Linked DNA regions of Homo sapiens: region 2 is linked to region 1. Evidence: chromatin loops called from intact Hi-C (ENCODE). Cell type or tissue: heart left ventricle. All regions are shown on one strand.

Evidence for each region. Peaks named below come from ENCODE experiments on the same cell type or tissue, not always from the same donor. Only the 100,000 strongest peaks of a DNase experiment are listed, where the experiment ranks them.
Region 2: it touches region 1 in a loop (2.2-fold over the local background); 5 of 110 quality-filtered maps call a loop at or near these places.

The regions. Positions count from the first base shown.
Region 1 is chr5:113,042,291-113,044,790 of GRCh38, reverse strand. It overlaps MCC (MCC regulator of Wnt signaling pathway), which reads left to right. Exons shown (of 19, transcript NM_001085377.2): 17 at 1,161-1,261. Among named protein-coding and RNA genes, the nearest start is that of DCP2, 67 kb to the right of the region's middle. RefSeq lists an enhancer at 547-1,085. In heart left ventricle, a CTCF peak has its summit at 1,055 (motif pointing left); a DNase peak (open chromatin) is centred at 1,070; H3K27ac peaks cover 270 bases.
Region 2 is chr5:113,211,088-113,213,587 of GRCh38, reverse strand. All of the region lies in intron 3 of MCC (MCC regulator of Wnt signaling pathway), which reads left to right. Among named protein-coding and RNA genes, the nearest start is that of TSSK1B, 220 kb to the left of the region's middle. In heart left ventricle, no CTCF peak of the experiment used is centred here; a DNase peak (open chromatin) is centred at 1,199; H3K27ac peaks cover 935 bases.

The DNA of each region.
Region 1 (2,500 bases):
ACCAGCCTGACCAACATGGAGAAACCCCGTCTCTACTAAAAATACAAAATTAGCCAGACGTGGTGGCACATGCCTGTAATCCCAGCTACTCGGGAGGCTGAGGTGGGAGAATCGCTTGAACCCAGGAGGCAGAAGTTGTAGTGAGCCAAGATCACGCCATTGCACTCCAGCCTGGGCAACGAGAGCAAAACTCCATCTCAAAAAACAAACAAAAAAATATCTGTTTACATTCCATCTCCTGCAACAGATCACAAGCTTTTTATTCTCAGGTCTGCAGCTTGGTAGCACTCATGTCCGTTGAGAGATCATCCGATGAATGCCTTCCCCCAGCCATGGTACTATGTAGTGTGGCTGCTGTCCTCTCTGTGCATGGAATGTAGAGCACTCAGGCATGGTCACTGCTTTGAATAGTCTTAACTATAGGATTTGGAGCACTGGCTCTTAAGTTTCCTCATCTGCAGGGTGGGATGATTTGCTTTAGATGATGTCAAGGTCCCTGTCTAATGCTAAGCCATGGGGTGGGCTGCACTTCTGTTTTCCTCCTCCTCTGCTGGGTTTTCTTGATGATTACACTGAACCCAGCAAGGCTCCTAAATCTAAAGGAGTTTGCTTTTCTCCCAAGGAGACGTGGGATGGGGCACCAAGGATATTCACAGGTATTTCTCACTTGTCTTGTATGATTACAAGAGGCTTTACCTAGCGGTCAAGAGATTGATCTGTGGCCACACAGCTTGGGTTTGAATCCTGGTTCCCCCATTTCCTAGCTGGTGACTGGGCCGCATAACTTCTCTGTGCCTTCATTCCCTCCTTGGTAAAATGGAGATAATGATAGTTCCTGCCTCAGAGAGTATTTGTGGAGATTAAATGATTGAATGCATATGGCATGCTTAGACCAGTGCCTGGCATCAGCGGCTGCTCAGAGCATACTGGGTGTCATCCCCACCGCACTGGCCAGTCTGCAAAAGGAGCCAGCGGTCTGGGAGCAGAGGGGCCTCTTTGGCTTGCTGCCAGGCTTTCCCCTTTGGCATGACCTGAGGGCGCCACCCGGTGCCCACACTGCTGCCATCACTGCACGAGCCACCTACCGCGCTCTGCTGCAGGCTTCCAGGGTGCTGCCGGCTTGGATTCAGGCCTAACTGGAATGTGTTTGCTGTTGTCAGGAGTGTGCTGATGCTGCCTCCCCAGCTCTGTCCCTAGCCGAACTCAGGACAACGTGCAGCGAGAATGAGCTGGCTGCGGAGTTCACCAACGCCATTCGTCGGTAAGCACCCTTTCCCCACCCCAGCTGGTGTTTATCCTGGGCATGGAGACTTTGTTCTGAGTTCTCTTTGCTGCTCCCAAAAGGAGAAGGTGCTGATGTGTTCCACTTTACCCATGTCTTGGAAGCCAGAAATGGAGAAGGCCTGTTGGTGCCAGGCCTTTCAAAACAGTGAGAAGAGAGAGCACTTAAGAGACAGCACTTAGGCAGTCATTGATTCATCAGTGAATAGGAAAATTCCTCTTCCTTTCCTTTTCTGTTATGTTGTTGCATTGGCTAGAAACTTCCGGGACAGTGTTAACTAGTGAGGTGAAAACAGGCACTCTTACCTTGTTTCCAACTTCAGCAGGAATACTTTCCTTCAGCGTTGGTAGTGTGAAAAAGCTTTGTGTATTTATTTAGTTCTGGGAAATTTTCCTCTATTATTTCAGTGTTTCTTTCCCCTCACCGCCCCCCAGTTCTTTATCTCCTCCTGCAAGGAGAAACAGATGCTGATTCATCTAGCTCTGTCTTCCGTATCTCCACTTTTCATACCTTCTTTCCATCACTGCTTTTTCCCCGGGTGCTACAGCAGCATTGTCCAGCAGAAATGTAATGTGAACCACATATGTACTTGTAAATTTTCTAGTAGCCACATTAAAAAGAACAAAGACAGCTGAAATTCCCTTTAATAACATTTTATTTAACATAATATGTCTACATTATTTTAACATATAGTCAATATTTTCTCAAACTATTAATGAAATTTTTTTTTAACCAAGTTTTCAAAACCTGGTATGTATTTTACACCTCAGCATATCTCAAATTCAGACATTTCAAGTTCTCAAGAGCCACATATGGTTGTGGCTGCCCTATCAGATAGTTGCAGTTCTGGAGAGACAGATTTTTTGGCTAAATTTTCCAGCTCACTAATTTATTCTTTAGTTAGGTTCATTGTGATGTTTGACCTATATGTTGAGTTATTTTGGTGATTAAATCTGTCATCTCTTTTTTAGTGATATGCATCTCTTTGAGGATTTTTATAATGCTTAAATTTTTTTTTTTTTTTTTTTTTTTTTGAGAGAGGGTCTCATTCTGTTGCCCAGGCTGGAGTGCAGTGACACAATCACAGCTCACTGCAGCCTCAATCTCCTGGGCTCAAGTGATCCTCCCACCCCAGCCTCCCAAGTAGCTAGGACCACAGGTGCATGCCCCCACACCTGGCTAATTTTTTTTTTTTTTTTTTTTGAGACAGGGTCTCCC
Region 2 (2,500 bases), 170 kb before region 1:
AGCCAGTCAGCCTTTCATCATTAAGGGTCCAAGCAGTCTTCAGGTTATGTCGTTGTTCTCTTTTATGACTAAATATTTTTATTAGGACACTGCTTGCTGTGAACTGCCTGAAGGGTCATGGTGGTTATGAGCCTTTACTGAAAGCCATGAACACTGTGAGACCACCATGCCTTGCATTTCACATGGCATCTAAAAAACAGATTTCTTTATCTCCCCCTTCCAAGCCTGCATGGCACTTGTAACTCTTAGGGCAGTGTTCACATTCTGCTTAATATTTTAACCCCTTGTGGTATTTCTTATTAGCCTGCTAAACTTAGTTCCTCGAGGCCTCTGATTGCTTTAATGTTTATTCCTAGTTCTATGAGCATACTTTTTCAGCGGAAAGTTAGAGAGGTGTGTAGAGGGTTCGCAGAAAGTTGCAGAGACCCTAGGAAAGAGGCAAATAGGAGCAGCAATGGCATTGCGTGTGACAGCAACACTTTGGCTTATCAAAATCCTGTAGAAAACAGTCTGGGTTTCATGGGAAAGCAAGCTTTGCAGAATAGAATTTTAAAACGCACACAAAAAAAACAAGTACACTTGGGAAAGAAGGAACGCTGGAACCAGAAAGAACATGTGTTTGAAGTAATTAAAGTAAATGACAGGTAAAGAAACATCAGAACTGGATGAGAATGAAAGGTATTAGTAGGCAGGAGGGCAGCTTAAAGAGCTGGAGCAAGGTGGATTTTGTTTTTGTCTGTTTTTCGTCCTTTTAGCCATAGTTAGAGGGGGAGTGACATCTTGTGCAATTTAGAAAGTACAGGAATGCCTCCCTCTGAGCTCCCTGTGGGCAGGAACTGAGTCTTACCCAGTGTTGTATTTAGGTGTTGGGGAGTGAATAGAAGGAAGAGCACCTTCTCATTTCTTTGGCTTAAGAGGTTGGGAAGTGAGAGAATAAAACTGCAGGTGGTGTTGCCTAAAATGATAGAGAATTTTGTGTTTGAACACAATATTGGCATTGTACAATAAACGTGGCTATATCTAGAGGCTTGCATTTTTTGTCAAATGTGTGTGTAACAACCAAGAATGTTAACATTATAGTGAAGCTGTCTGCAACGTGAGATCTTTTTTTTTCGGTGTGAGATGAGGCTGCATGTGGTAGTTGAATGCTTTCCAAGAATGGTATGAAGCCCTCTCTGTGGCCTCTCCTGGAGTGGAGCCAGGTCATGGAGCTTTGTCTGGCGGTGGCTGTCAGCAACAAATGCCCATGTTCAAATATCTAGGGATTCAAGATTAGTGAGCAAGAAATGTGTATCATACTGCTTGGTGTAGAGAAAGGGGAATGGCTTTTTCTTGCCTTTGAGTATTAGATAGGTGTGTATTGTCTATATATGAATTGATAAAGATTGGTTATATATGTATGTACCAACATAATTTTATTTACTAATTTGTTATTATTGAGAGAACTAGTGGAATGTTAGTTATCAAACAGCCATTAGTTTTTAAATGCCAGACCTTAGTAAAATGCCCTTGACTAAGCTGCAAATACATAATCTTTCTATAATTGTCTGGGATCTTACTGCATCTTAGAGATATTCTCTCAGGGAAGCCATGTATTCCATGTGTTTGAAAATTAGAGGTACTTTACTGTGTGTGTATTTAGGTTCTGATTTAATAAAAATGCATTGTTTTAAAAGTTTGCTATTAGGCATGTGTCACACATAACTACTCCAATTTTTCATGCTTCTAAAAATGTTAGAGTTTTCATGTTTGTTTCTAATAAATGTCTTCATTCAAGTGTGCTAAAAACTAACCTCTAAGCCAATTTGTTTATTTTTAATTAAGGGGAGTTTTAGGATAACCTCCAGTAGTTGAGATAATGAGTTAAAGGTCTCCTTCAATTGTGTTCCCACATACAAAAGTACACATTTACCAAATTCTGCTATTTATATAAACATCAGCTACATAAAAAGCAGTCACTGAGCCTGTTTTCTGATCTTTAGATATGCTGACAGTACCTTACATGAAAAGTTAACATGGAGCAGGATTCCTTTGTCAGCATTAGGCAACAAGAACCCCCCAAGCCAGTGGCTATGTAGAAGATTGTTTTAGAATCAAGCTGTGGGCACCATTACACAGAGTAAGGCTGGGTCTTTCAGGTTCTTTCATATCTCTGTCATCAACAGATGAAGTGTCCAATGCTACATGTCTTAGTCTGTTTGGTCTACTATAACAACATGCCATAAGCTGGGTGGCTTATAAACAATAGACATTTCTCACAGTTCTGAAGTCTGGGAAGTCCAAGATCAAGGCGAGAGCAAATTCAGCATCTGGTAGGGCCCTGCTTCCTGGTTTATAGACAGCCACCTTCTCACTGTGTCCTCACATAGTAGAAGGGACAAGCGAGCTCTCTGGGGTCTCTTTTGTAAGGGCACTAATCCCATTCGTGAGGGTTCTACCATCATGACCTAAGCACCTTCCTAAGGCCCACCTTTTGAAACCATCACATTGGGGATGAGGA